Regions from separate parts of the Homo sapiens genome. Here regions 1, 2, 3 and 4 are each linked to region 5. A link is a contact called in ENCODE Hi-C or POLR2A ChIA-PET data. All regions are on one chromosome and are shown on one strand. Each heading gives the region's core, a stretch centred on a gene start or an enhancer-like site at or near the end of the contact. The rest is flanking DNA. Distances are from core to core; before and after follow the strand shown.

The links. Hi-C counts contacts between places; a loop is a spot of excess contacts on that map. ChIA-PET counts read pairs that join two places held with the same protein, here RNA polymerase II (POLR2A). Pooled maps may share reads with other maps.
Region 1: a pooled map shows a loop between it and region 5 (10-fold over the local background). The contact joins the promoter of ZNF234 here to the promoter of ZNF573 in region 5. A Hi-C loop is called at or near these places in 2 of 50 pooled maps.
Region 2: a loop to region 5 is called in a pooled map, with 11 times the contacts of the local background. The contact joins the promoter of ZNF45 here to the promoter of ZNF573 in region 5. A Hi-C loop is called at or near these places in 5 of 50 pooled maps.
Region 3: a loop to region 5 is called in a pooled map, with 5 times the contacts of the local background. The contact joins the promoter of DPY19L3-DT here to the promoter of ZNF573 in region 5. A Hi-C loop is called at or near these places in 1 of 50 pooled maps. POLR2A ChIA-PET finds 5 or more read pairs at or near these places in 2 of 52 experiments (Caco-2 and activated T-cell).
Region 4: a loop to region 5 is called in a pooled map, with 10 times the contacts of the local background. The contact joins the promoter of ZNF225 here to the promoter of ZNF573 in region 5. A Hi-C loop is called at or near these places in 3 of 50 pooled maps.

Annotation. Positions count from the first base shown.
Region 1 is chr19:44,140,144-44,142,843 of GRCh38, reverse strand. ZNF234 (zinc finger protein 234) reads right to left here and starts at 1,290. Exons shown (of 6, transcript NM_006630.3): 1 at 1,111-1,290; 2 at 477-530. RefSeq lists enhancers at 803-852, 518-1,108, 863-1,262.
Region 2 is chr19:43,933,875-43,936,574 of GRCh38, reverse strand. ZNF45 (zinc finger protein 45) reads left to right here and starts at 1,293. Exons shown (of 10, transcript NM_003425.4): 1 at 1,293-1,651; 2 at 1,881-2,149. ZNF45-AS1 (ZNF45 antisense RNA 1) reads right to left here. Exons shown (of 3, transcript NR_184050.1): 3 at 761-2,700.
Region 3 is chr19:32,404,205-32,406,904 of GRCh38, reverse strand. It overlaps DPY19L3-DT (DPY19L3 divergent transcript), which reads left to right and starts at 1,366. Exons shown (of 3, transcript NR_046201.1): 1 at 1,366-1,914. DPY19L3 (dpy-19 like C-mannosyltransferase 3) reads right to left here and starts at 1,135. Exons shown (of 19, transcript NM_001172774.2): 1 at 996-1,135. RefSeq lists silencers at 754-1,503, 1,534-1,583.
Region 4 is chr19:44,112,130-44,114,829 of GRCh38, reverse strand. It overlaps ZNF225 (zinc finger protein 225), which reads right to left and starts at 1,431. Exons shown (of 5, transcript NM_013362.4): 1 at 1,261-1,431. ZNF225-AS1 (ZNF225 and ZNF224 antisense RNA 1) reads left to right here and starts at 1,647. Exons shown (of 2, transcript NR_033341.1): 1 at 1,647-2,008. RefSeq lists an enhancer at 978-1,677 and a silencer at 1,370-1,720.
Region 5 is chr19:37,778,292-37,780,991 of GRCh38, reverse strand. It overlaps ZNF573 (zinc finger protein 573), which reads left to right and starts at 1,406. Exons shown (of 5, transcript NM_001172690.2): 1 at 1,406-1,448. RefSeq lists enhancers at 592-1,254, 1,113-1,462, 1,169-1,463, 1,255-1,918.

The DNA.
Region 1 (2,700 bases), core at 41-2,540, 6.4 Mb before region 5:
AATTACAATTTTTGTATCTTCGTATTTCTGTAATTTCTGAATGCTTCACAGTGATACGGTTCTATTAGAATGTGAAATATTTGTAATAAATGAAACAAAATAGTTGACAGTTTTTAAAAACTGAGAAAACTCCAAGGCAATTAGCCTTGCTCTTAAGGTCCTTTAATCAAGTTCTAACTTACTTTCCCCACCTGAGTACAGCTAGTTCCTCTGCCTCAATGAGAATATATCCAAGAGATGATCAACTCGGGCTCTGACCCTGAATGCCTAGGTTCCAACCCAAGTTTCACCTCTTACTACTTGGATGACCAGTACCTCTCCACAGAGTCACGTTGCGGCTTAAACGTATCTAATTGTATAAATCCCCTAGAATTGAAGTTAGCAATTAAGGCTTAATTATTATAAATGCCCATGCCCTATTACACATGCTACAAAGATACAGTCTCTGTAAAAGAAAAATGACAAGTCACACTCACGTGGAGCTTTGCTTTCAGTAGCCAAGAAGTCAGTCCGCGCAGTCCTTTTTCAGGCTGGGGAAGGAGAAAGCTGTGAAACATCCTGACTGGGTCGCTGTCCCTGAGAAAAGTTAAATGCTCCCCTCCCTTCGTGGAAGTGGACGCAACCCTCGCCTGCCTAAAAAGAGGTCAGAAGGCGTCCGGGATCGTCCAGCGTCCTGCAGGGATCAGAGATAAGGGCTGAGGCCCCTGCTGCTGGAGCTCTGACCCCACCGGGGGACCTAACAGGTTTCGTGGGAAAGTAACAAGAAACCACCACTCACCAAGTGACAGGGACTGTTTGTGTTGTGTAACCTATTCCAGTTACCAAAACGATTCTACAAAGATGGTCCTAACGTCCCCATTTTAAAGAACAGCAAGGAGAGGCCCAGGGAGATTAACACGCCAACCTTGCACTGTAAAAAAGTGACTGCGCGCCTGGAGTGCAGGGAGGCGGAGTGGGCGAGCTCAGAGCCCCGGAAACCCTCAAACCAGGCGAGACGCGACCCAACCAAGTCCCAATGCCCCCCGCCTCCCGCCGCGGGACACGAGGGGAGCCCCAGCCCAAGAAGGCTCCGCTGACACAACAAAAGCCGCCGCCCTCGCCCCACCAAACCTCTGCTCTCCCACGAGGCTTCTTTTCCCATAACCGGACCACCAGGTCCCAGCGAGCCCCAATCTTAAGTCCCTGACATTAGGAGGGGCCCGCGAGTCGCGGAACTGGAAGAAACTACCGTGGAATGTGCCGTGACAATCGCCCCCTCTTCCCTGGAGCGGAAGTGCCCGCGACTCCACTGATTGGCGGGACTACATTTCCCAGAATTCCCCGGATCCCCCTGCGTGGGTCAAATGGACCACGACTCCACTGAGCGTTTGGATTACACTCAGAATGCTGAGGGAAAAACGTTCAGAATCTCACCCTTCAGGGAAAAGCGATGGGACTCCGCGGTGCTCCTTGCCTACGATTCCCGCACTGCCCATGGGGAACGAATCCTATATCGCTGAGCGCTTGGTAGGGAATGTGGACTGTGACCCTGAGAGTCGTCCTTCCCTCTGCCTGAGTCCTTGAGCGAAAATATTGAATAGACAGCAATTCCTGAAGTCTAAACGCCTCCCAGGACTACGGAGGATTATTGGAAAGAGAACAAGCGAGGAGATACAATCTTCAAGGACTAAATGGGGAATGACTTTTTAGGGGTCAGTAGATGATTGATGATTGATTACTATAAACTGATAATATGAGGCCAAAACTAAAAGTTGGAAGAGTGAGCAAGTACAATGGTTTGGGAGAGGCAATGAAGAACAAAGAAGGTGCCAGCCCCTACTCCAGACGCTGTGGTACCACTGGTTTGGCAGGAAAAACAATCATCATTTGAGAGGGCCAGTGGGGAAGCCCTGTCCTCATGGAAAAGCTATCTTCTTTCGTTTACACTTTTCATGGTATTATGTCTACTGAAGAGGTAAAAACACCAAATTTCAGAGAAGCTCTTAAATTGCCCAATACTTCAAAGCAAGTATAACTGGTGAAGCGCTTGGCATTGATGTCAGACACCCAATGCCTATGATTTATTTAATGCAGTAGCATTAAGGAGGATCCTATACGTGAAGGAACATATTTTATTTTCTTCCTTTATATTTTTTGGTTAAAATATCGTCATTATAGTTAGCAATTTGGAATCTGGCTTACATTGGTTGATACAAATAAATAATAGAATAAAGCAAAATCAGAAAAAAACCCATCTAAAATCTTTCTTCAAGATAACCAGGGGCTGGGTGCGGTGGCTCACGCCTGTAATCCCAGCACTTTGGGAAGGCCAAGGCGGGCGGACCATGAGGTCAAGAGTTCGAGACCAGCCAGGAGAACATGGTGAAAACCCATATCTACTAAGAATACAAAAATTAGCCGGGCATGGTGGTGCGTGCCTGTAATTCCAGCTACTCGGGAGACTGAGGTAGGAGAATCGCTTGAACCTGAGAGGCAGAGGTTGCAGTGAGCCGAGATCATGCCACTGCACTCCAGCCTGGGCGACAGAGCAAGACTCTGTCACGGAAAAAAAAAAAAAAAAAAAGATAACCAGATTTTTTTCTCCCCATAAACATACATTGGCCTATTGATATGGTTTAGATCTGTGTCCCCACCCAAATCTCATGTTGAAATGTAATCCCCAGTGTTGGAGTTGGGGCCTGGTGGGAGGCGATTGGATCA
Region 2 (2,700 bases), core at 44-2,543, 6.2 Mb before region 5:
AGGCAGTGTGCCCAGAGTAGCAGCATATGGGCTGTTGGCTGGGTATATTTATACCAACTTTTCATTACATGCAAATTAAGGGGTGAGTTACTCGGAAATCTCTAGAAAAGGGGTTGGTAACTTCCAGGTGTTGCCATGGCATTTATAAACCGTCACGGCGCTGGTGGGAGTGTCTTATACTGATAGGTAGCAAAGGGAACTTACAGGTTGCTTTCCATCACTTGCTGGTTTCAGCAGGTTTCTTATCTGATCTTGGAATCACGCCCTGCTGGTCTCCTGCCTCAGCCTAAATTGAACATTGTTCAGATGTTTACAGCTACTCCTATGTAGTCAACTTCCATTTTTTCTTCTTTACCCTTTCATAATAAACTTGGAAAAATATTTAGTTTCTACCTAGGAGAAAAGTGAATAGTATAGCTTTCTGTATTTTTTGCACTTCATGTCTTAATCCCTCACTTCACCTCCCTCTCCTTACTGAATATTCATAGACACTTTGGCAAATCATAAGACACCTTTACAGATTCCTGATTCTGAGAGCAAGAAGTGATGTGATTCCTTAATCTGAACTGAATGTTTTCAAGATTTTATATAGGATAGAGCCTATTCAATACTATAATACTTTCTTCAGTATCCTGCGAATGAAAGAAAACTAAGCGCAAGAAAAGTGGAGAATTTTGCTGCTTTTGTTTCATGTCCTGCTGGATGATTGCATCTCCTTTTTTGAGCATTTTTAATCACAGATGAATCCATACCCATATTATAAAAGGCTTGTTGCTCTGGGCGGCTCTGGCCACCTCTTTTATTACCTCTGTTTTTAGCTCACACATAGCATTCCTTTGTATTTTCCTTTTTTTTTTTCATATTCGCAACTTCTGTCACGTATAAAAGGGAACAATGGCAAAAGGAAAAAGCAGGCTGAGCTCTACAAGCAATGACTTAGACTCCCCCCGCTAATTCAAAAGGAAAATTGCAGGCTGGCGGGAAGCTCAGCCCTACAGAGGATTCTGGGACGTGTGGTCCAGACTTTTGGGGGCACTTCAGCTCTGGGAAAGCGCGGCTTTGTTATTTGCTCCCCTGGGGAAATAGGAACCTATACCCCAGTGCTCAGTGGGTTCGGTGGTACTTCGACTATTTGAGGACGAGAACACGAAGCCCGCTCCCCTTGGGGATTCTGAGAAATAAGATTCGGCCGTGGGAGTCGAAGCCCGCACTTCCGCCCAGGGGGCGGGGCAGCGGCTTCCGTTCCTCCCGGGGATGCTGGGAAATGTAGTTCCAGAGCTCCCTGCTCTCCCGGGCACTTCCGCGGCAAGAGGTTGAGAGCGCGGCCTTCATTCCTCTCGTGGAAGTGAGTGAGTCCTGGGACCCCGCGACCTGTTTTAACTTTTATGGTTTGGTCGTAGGATCAGCAGGGCTCGCACTTCGGTCAGCAGGAAAAGACGCTGCGGCGAGCAGCGGAGGGCGGAGTTGAATGGCTGGGCAGCTGATTGCCTTACTGTATCCGGAGCTGCTGCGTTCGGGGCGGTTCGGGAGTCCCCTGGTTGGAAGTGGACCTGAATGGGGAGGCGTCTGAGGATCTCCTGGGCTCTCAGCGGCCCGACCCGCCTTCCCCCACCTCCCACAGCTCTGTAGCTTCCTAGCGGTGTAACGTTGGGTGAGAACTTAATCTTTCGGTGCTTAGTTTCTGGTCTTAGTTTCCTCTTCTGCAAAAGGAAATATTAACCTTATATATTTGTTTTGACAATTAGTAATATAGTACAAGTAAAATGTGTATGGAATAGTACAGGAATGTGGCAACATGTCGGCCGTTAATATTAAAACTATCATAATAAAAAATATTCATTTTTCAGCAAGCGCCTGGCTCTTCTTTCTGATTCCTGCAGGAAAGGAGGCTGTTCTTGGACTATGCCTGACCCGTTTTTTAAGAAAGAGTGCATCACTCAACAGGTGGCGTCTGGAGTTATCCTCTGTGGATTTTCCAGGATCTCAGACAAGATCGTGCAATCTCCCAGCCTCCTTTCCTTCCCCTGCCCTGACTTCTGAAAGAATGCTGCGGGAGAGGAGGAAGGAGAGCATCCTGGCTTCTGGCAGCAGAGCCCCACTGTGACAGGACCTAGCATTCACCTTCCTCTTCTGTTCCGAGTGCGAGAAGGTATTTCATTCCTTGCAAATGTTTCTGCTACAGAAGTGTTCCGTTATTGTATAATTGGAGAAAATGTGACATGAATATTAGTCACACTAGTTAAACATTGGGTGCTGAGTATCACTCTGAGGGCTTTATAAAAACTAACACACTGAACCTTCACAAAGGCCTTGTGTTGTGGGTTCTGTTCACCTTACAAAGGTGATGTGGGTATTGTGATATGGGTACTGTTATTACACCAATTATACAGATGAGGAAATGGAGAGAGCCTAATTTACTTTCCTATATCACAGTGCTAGTAAGAACAGTGGGATTTGTGTCCTAGACTTGGGTTCCTTACATCTGAATACCCTTGGTCTCACAGTTTGAAATCCCAATTTAGAATTAGGAAATAAAATAGATAAATGATCCATATAAATAATCATAGGAAACTGGCTGCAGAGGAGCCATTTGAGATCAAGTTGGGGAGGGAGGTTGGAATTTTACTGTAGAAGATTTTGAAAGCAAGGTTGAGTTTAGACTTTAGAAAATTTTGAAAGAATTCTCATTTAATTTTAAGC
Region 3 (2,700 bases), core at 117-2,616, 5.4 Mb after region 5:
ACAGATGGGCTTATCCCCCATGTGACCTCATCCTAGAGTCCTCCCTAAGTGTGAGAGGACTTTTTTAAACAATTCATATATTCTAATATGTTAAGGCAGAAAACCAACACATATTTAAGTACCAATTATGTGTCAGGCACTGCAACAGTCCCATGAACTAAGAAAAAAAGTTCCTCCATCAGATCAAAAGGAATGCCATTGTAAACAACTGAAAAGGGACCAGAAGCGATTCTTTATTAATAAGGACGACTAGCGCTAGCCGGGCGAGGCGGCTCATGTAATCCCAGCGCTTTGGGAGGTTGAGGCAGGAGGATGACTTCAGACCATGAGTTTGAGACCAGCCTGGGGAACAGAGCGAGACCCTATCTATACAATAAAATAGCCAGGCTCGGTGGTGCATGCCTGTGGTCCCAGCTACTCCAGAGGCTGAGGTGGGAGAATCGCTTGAGCCCAAGAGTTCGAGGTTGCAGTGAGCCGTGATAACGCCACTGCACTCCAGCCTGGGCGAGACAGCGAGACCCCTGTCTCTAAAAAATAAAAATAAAAAAGCCTAGCGCTCTAGTGAGCATCCCCTGGACGAGGCAGGCACCGGGTCCGCTTACCTACGCGCCACGCCCCTGCACACCTGGCGTCCCCATCAGGTAGGTCTCCAAGGACAGGGGCAGCCGGGAAGTTCAGGCACGCGCCCCAGCTCTCCCAAGACCGCGAGCGGCCGCCGGGGTCGCAGCCCAGGCCCTGCCTCGCCGCACGGCCGACGAGCAGAAGCCGCTCCGCAAACTTGGTCCTTCCGGAGCCCAGCCCGGCCCGCGTCCCGGCAGACACTCCCGCGCTCCGCCCCTCCCGACGCCCCGACGCCGCGGCCGCGCCCCCCGACTGCGCCACGCGGCGGGGAGGGGCGGCCCCAGGGGCTCGGGGCTGTAGCCGAGGGTTCCGCCGGCGCCCGCCCGCCCTCTCGGTAGACCCTCGCCCGCGCGTCCCGGCGCGCCGCCACAGACCTGCGGCCTCAGCCGTCCTCACGCGCGGCTCCGGGAGGGGAAGGAGGCCGACGGGGCTAGGCGGGAACGGGGCCGCGCCACGGGCCGCAGCGCGCCGCGGGTACAAGGAGGGCAGAACCGCCGCGGAGCTTTGTGGAAATGAGGGGCTGGGGGGCGTCAACAGCCCCGGGGAGGGGGCGCGCCGGAGAGGCCGGGCGGCTGCCCCCGCGCCCATAGGCCCCGGGAGCTGTTCGTCAACACTAGGCCCCGCCTCCTCCCGCGGTTCCCCGCCTCGTCTCGTGCTGCGCTGGCCGGAAGGAAGCGGCACACTTCCGCTTGCCTGGTCCGCATTGAGTCCGGTCTGTTCCGGAGACTCTGAGCGCGGCCGCGGAGCTGCAGTGGCGGGGAGTGGGGTGCGGATCTTGTGTTTGCGCACGCAGTCGCCGGCCACCTCAGGCCGGAGCTAGAGATACGGCTCGGGATAGGAGGGCCCGGCGGCTCTGAGGCAGGTTCGCCTCGAGCCGCACGGCCCGGAGCAGCGGCTCCGCGGTGGTCCCCGGGGCTTGAGAGGGGTGCGGGCCTGGGAGCCCCTGAGGGCCTGATTTACGGAACTCCCCCTCCTTCCTCCTTTCTGCCGTTCCCTGCTCTGTGGCGGATGCGCAGGGATCAGTAGGGACGGCAGCAGTAGGGCCACTCGGGCCTGCCCCGCTTCCCGCATTGCCCGGTTTGGCGCGCCGCCTCCGGGCCTTGGCAAAGCCCCAGCGCCCGATTGTCACTGACCAGTGCTTGGAAGTCCTTTACCGACTGCCCGTCAGCGTCCCGCGGAGAGGATTTTGCGTCTCCAAAGACGCCCCTCTTCCGAAAACAGGCTCCTCTGTGTTCTCAGTCGGGTATATTTTTCTGTCTCCAAACTAGATTGGCAGCCGTTTTTTGAGAGCAGGTACTGACTGTGCTTTATTTCTAGATACTTTTCTTAGTCACACCACGGAAAACACTAGGTGGAACCTTTTTTAAAATTATTTTTTACAGGTGAGGCTCTCAGTCTGTCGCCCAGGCTGGAGTGCAGTGGTGCTATCACGGCTCACTGCAACCTCGGCCTCCTGGGCGCAAGCGATCCTCCCGCCTCAGCCTCCGGAGTAGCTGGGACCACAGGCTCGCACTACTATGCCCAGCTAATTTTTAAATTTTTCGTAGAGATGGGGGTCTTGCTTTGTCGTCCAGGCTGGAGTGCAGTGGTGTGATCGTAGCTCACTGCAACCTTAGTCCCCTGTGCCCAAGTGACCCTGCTTCCTCAGCCTCCTGAGTAGCTGAGATTCATTTTAATTTTTATAGTGATGGGGTCTCGTTGTGTTGACCAGTCTGGTCTAAAACTCCTGAGTTCAAGCAGGCCTCCTGCCTCAGCTTCTCAAAATGTTGGGATTACAGGCTTTAGCCACTGCAGCGGGCCCATCAAACGTTGTATTTGTCAGTACATAATTTACATGTTAATTGATTTTTGTTAAAGGGATGGCCATCTGGGACCTCCACCCGTGAAAAGGCGGCTCATTGGTCTGACTCCAACACTAAATTACGCCATCCAGGAAGCCTTTCCTAGTCACCTCTGTTGGAGATCGTCCTCCTTTGTGTGTCGGTTGTTAGTAAAGAGCACACGTTCTGTGGAAAGATGTTGAGGTATCTGCTGGATGGCTTTGATAGAAACAAATGTCAGCTGTTTTTTCAGATGGCA
Region 4 (2,700 bases), core at 182-2,681, 6.3 Mb before region 5:
ATAAGAAATTTACCACTTCAGGCTGGGCACGGTGGCTCATGCCTGTAATCCCACACTTTGGGAGGCCAAGGCGGTTGAATCACCTGAGGTCAGGAGTCTGAGACCAGCCTGGCCAACATGGTGAAATCCCTTCTCTACTAAAAATACAAAAATTAGCCGGATGTGGTGGCAGGCACCTGTAATCCCAGCTACTTGGGAGGCTGAGGCAGGAGAATAGCTTGAACCCAGGAGGTGGATGTTGCAATGAGCTGAGATCGTGCCATGCACTACAGCCTGGGCGACAAGAGCGAAACTCCGTCTCAAGAAAAAAAAAGAGAGAGAGAGATTTACCACTTCTGTGGTATTCCAGCAAAAAATGCATATTTTGAAGTTAAACGTGAAATACATCAGAAAAACTCCAAATGAACATCTTTGACCAAAATAACTTCATCTATACTCTTCAAAAATAACAAGGATAAAATACCAAGAAAAAACGATGAAAGCTATGCTATCTTTCAAGATTAAAGACTAGAAAAACATGACAACTGAAAGCAACACCCATGCCCGAAGACACATCCTATACACTCTCGGTTGGGGTGAGCATCTCTGTCAAAGAAAAAAGCCAAGGATCACTCACGTAGAGCTTTGCCCTCAGAAGCCAAGAAGTCCCTCCCTGCAGCTCTTTTGGAAAGGTCGGGCTGGGTAAGGAGAAGGCTGTGAAACACTCTGACCGTGGTCGCCGTGCCCCATAAAAGTTAAATGCTCCTCTCCCCTCCTGGAAGTGGATGCAACCCTCGCCTTCCTAAAAGAGAGGTCAGAAGGCGTCCGGGATCACCCAGCGTCTTGCAGGAATCAGGGAGAAGGGCCGGTGCCCCTGCAGCTGGAGTTTCACCCCACCCGGGGACCTGACAGGCTTCGTGGGAAATTAACAAGAGACCACCAGTCACCAAGTGACAGGGGCTGCTTTAAGGCTCTCATTTGTGTTACCGCTTTCAGTTCCCAAAACGATTCTATTAGGATGGTCCTAAACTCCCCATCTTAAAGAACTGTAACGGGAGACCCAAGGAGATTAAGTAACATCCCAGCGTTTTATCGCGAGGAAGTGGCCACGCGCGTGGGGTGCAGGGAGGCCGAGTGGGCGAGCTCAGAGCCCCGGAGACCCTAAAACCAGGCGAGACGCGACCCGACCAAGTCCCAAACACCCCGGGGACGCGAGGAGAGCCCCAAGCCCAAGAAGGCTCCACTGACGAGAACGAAAACAGCGGCCCCGCTCCGCCAAACCTCTGCTCTCCGACGAGGTTTCTTTTCCCCTAATTCGATCACCAGTTCGTTAAGGATCCAATGCGTAGGTCCAGGAAATTCAGAAGGGTCTCGCGGAACTGACCCAAACTACCAGGGACAAAACTGCAGCAACCTCACAGTAACGGAGCGGAAGTGGCCCGCTACTCCACTGAGTGTCTGGACTCCACTTCCCAGAATTCCTGAGACAAACTGACCGCGACGACCCCGAGCGTCTGGACTACACTTCCCAGAATTCCCTGGGATCCACCTGCCGGAGTCAAATTGACCGAGACTCCACTGAGCGTCTGGACTACATTTCCCAGAAATCCCCTGATTCGCCTGCCGGAGCCAAGCTGACCGCTACTCCACTGAGCGTCTGGACTACCATTCCCAGAATTGCTTGTATCCTCCTTCTGGAGCCAGTGTGTACGACTCCACAGAGCATTTGGATTACACTCCTCCGAATGCTGAAGGAAAAACGCTCAAAATCTCATTCTTCAGGGGGAAGCGTTGCCACTCCGAGGTGCCCACTGGGAACGAATCCCAAAGCCACGAGCGCCTGCCTAGTGGGGAATGTGAACTGTTATCCTGAGAGTCGTCCTTCTCTCTCCCTGGTCCAGGACAGAAAATACTGAATAGACAGGAATTTCTGAAGTCTAAACGCCTCCAATGATAACAGGAGTGTTATTGGAAAGGGAACAAGCGAGAAGACACAGTCTTCGAGGAGTTAAGTTTTGCTAATCTAATGGTAAGAAATGGTTTCTAAATGTAGTTTTAATTTGTATTTGTTCTTTTGTAAATAAAGTGGAACATCCGTGCATATTTTCCGTTGCCACTATTATAGTCTTTGTGAATTGGTCAAATAGTTTGCCCACATTTCTATTGAGTGTTTAGTTTTTTCCCCTCCGTTAAGTATTATTTACATACTCATATTAACATTGTATCAAATATTGCTCAACCAAAAAGCTTTTTTCCTTTGACTTGTTTTTCGCTATGCAAAACGTTTTTAACGTGGTCGTTTTATTATTTAAAAAATATTTTTGAGGTGTAATTCACAAAACAAAATTATTTTAAGGCACATAATTCAATGGCAATGGCATCTAGTACGAATACAGTGTTGTTAATATATACGAGTTAAGAAGCCATCACTTAGGCAGATAGGGTATGGGAGCCCTCGGTAAGGCTTTTCTTTTTAATGAAAAGCAGCCCCAAATTATTTCCCTTCCTAAGGAAGAGCAGCCTGTAAAATCCAGCTGCCGCAGACATAGATACCAGCAGTTGTGCCAATCATGTTAAAGATGGCGGCTCCATCTTCCCTTCTCTTTGTCAGCCACGTGCACAGTAAGAAGCTGGCAAGATGGGCCAATCAACTGGGAAGCCTATTTGCATAAGAAGATTAGGGTGGGGCGACCAGCCTTCCCCACGCACTATGTAAACGTC
Region 5 (2,700 bases), core at 157-2,656:
ATTCTGCATTGGATACGGAAGCAACCTAGGTGTCCAGCATGTTATAAGTGGATAAAGAAAATGTTACATATTATATATATTATGTATATAACCTTATACACATATATATATGTATATATAAAGGAATACTATTCACTTTTTAAGAAGAGGAAAATCGGCCGGGCACAGTGGCTCGCGCCTGTAAATGCAGCATTTTGTGAGGCCAAGGTGGGTGGATCACCTGAGGTCAGGAGTTCGAGACCAGCCAGATCAACATGGTGAAACCCTGTCACTGCTAAAAATACAAAAATTAGCCGACGTGGTGGCGCATGCCTATAATCCCAGCTACTTGGGAGGCTGAGACACAAGAATCGCTTGAACAGGGGAGGCAGAGGTTGCAGTGAGCTGAGACTGTGCCACTGCACTCCAGCCTGGGTGACAAGAGCGAAACTCCGTTTCAAAAAATAATAATAAGTAAATAGATTTTTAAAAAATAAATAAAAAATAAAAATAAAACAAGGAAAATTCTGTCATCTGTGACAACATGGATAAACCAGGAGGACATTATGCTAAGTGAGAGAAGCCAGTAACAGAAAGATAAATACCAAATACCACATAAGTGGTATTTGTGGAATCTAAAAAAGTCTAACTCTTAAGAGGCAAAGAATGGTGTTTACCAGAGACTGAAAAATGGGGAAAAGGGAGATGTTAATTAAAACAGTACAAAATTTCAGTTAGTCAGGAGAAATAAACTTTGTTAATCGATTGCATAGAATAGCAACTACATAAATAATGTGTTGCATGTTTCAAAATTGCTAAAAGTAGATTTTAAATGTTTTCACCACAAAAAAGTGAGGTGATGGATTTAATTAGCTTGATTTAATCATTTCGCATTGTAAACATAGATCAAAACAGCATATTGTACCCTATCAGTATATAAAACATACAATTATTATTTGTCCATTTTTAAAAAGTTACTTTTCTCATACCTTATAACAAGACTGGACTTCCTCAGGGGACACAGAGCAGAGTCCCCGCCCTCGGGAGCTCATAACCGATCCCCCACGCTCGCCCTCGCGGCCACACTTTGAAAGCCCTCCCCTACCGGCTCTACACTCAAACAGCCCGAGGCTTCGGGCAGCCTCGAGTTCGGATTCCACTTCTCAGCCTTCTGGGGTCACTGAAACCCTCAGAACTCCGAGGACAAGTCGGACACGCCTTCGCCTCAGCCATCTTCGCCAGCGCAATAAGTCTCTGTGTCTTCACACTCCTGGTAGAGGGAAAACTAAAACCTCCGGGAGCCAGCGTCCGGCGGTGCCTGCAATCTAACCGGGATTTGGGGTTCCGAGCCACTTTTCCCACAAGCCACCGCGGTCATGGAGCTTTAGGCTTAAACTACATTTCCCAGAGGGCAACGGGAACACCCAATCTATGGCTTCCCTTCCGTTTTCGCGTGGTTCTTTTGCAAGGTGGGTTGAACTCATTTCAGTATATAACAGGCACAGAGTACTCGCAGGGAGGGCTCTGGGCAATCAAGTTACGTTGGAGCCCAACCTAAACCAGCCGGGGTGGTGGAGGAAGCCCTTTAACCGTGGAAGCCTCTAGTGTGGACGGCCAGTTGTTATCGGAATCTCAGGCCCGTGGGTGCATGAACAGCAGAGGAGGGTATTTGAGTGCGCACGTGAGAGAATGTTGTATATGTCAGATGGGGAATGTTTGAGAGTGTGTGACAGAGAAACTGCGTGTGAGAGGCTGGGATGTGCCTCCTTGACGGTGGGTGCGGTTGTGAGGCTGTGACAGGTGAGTGAGTGGCTGTGCTTGCGTGACGGGGATATGAGGTGCTTGTCCTTTTCATGTACGTTGATTGCGGTGGCACTGCGGTGTCACTTTGAGTCTTGGCTGTAGGTTCCCGGCTGCTGCTTCTCTCCTCCCTCCTCACAGCTGCTTGCGGCTGACACACACAAAAAATGTCTGCAAGAGGGAAGTTGGATACTGAACTCTACATCAAGTTTTCCAGCAAGAAGGCATTGACTTGCTGTGAGATTGGAAACGCCTGGGAGGTTATTTCTTTGTGAGCTCTGAGAGCGAGCTACCTGTCTCAGAACCTCGTCTTTCCCAGAGCTCTGACCCCAGGAACCTGCTGTGAACTCATACCCAGATTCCAGCCTCTCTCCTACCTCCATGTGTTAAAGTGTGTGAACAGGGAAGGCGTGGAGGGTATTGTGTAAGGAGGCATTCCGTGCTTCAAGGAAAGGCCTGATAACTCATGATTTTTTTCTCCCTCCCTGGTCCTGCTATTCCTCAAAAGGACTCTAATGAGGAGGAAAAAAATTCTTTCACATCTAAAACTCAATGTTTAGGCTAGTTGGCTTTTTTCTTTCCTAAGGTTACTGGTTTTAGAGTATGTTTTACTTCATCTGAAATGTGTCTGAATGTCCTAATACCAATCTGCTTTCTTTCCAGTAGATGTTGGGAGCCATTGAGCTGAATCTCATTAACGTTCTCATATTTGGCCGGGTGTGGTGGCTCACGCCTGTAATCGCACCATTTTAGGAGGCCAAGGCGGACGGATCACTTGAGGTCAGGAGTTCGAGACCAGCCTGGCCAACATGACGAAACCCCATCACTACTAAAAATACAAAAATTAGTCTGGCGTGATGGTGCATGCTTGTAATCCCACCATCTTGGCCAGGCTGGTCTCGAACTCCTGACCTCATGATC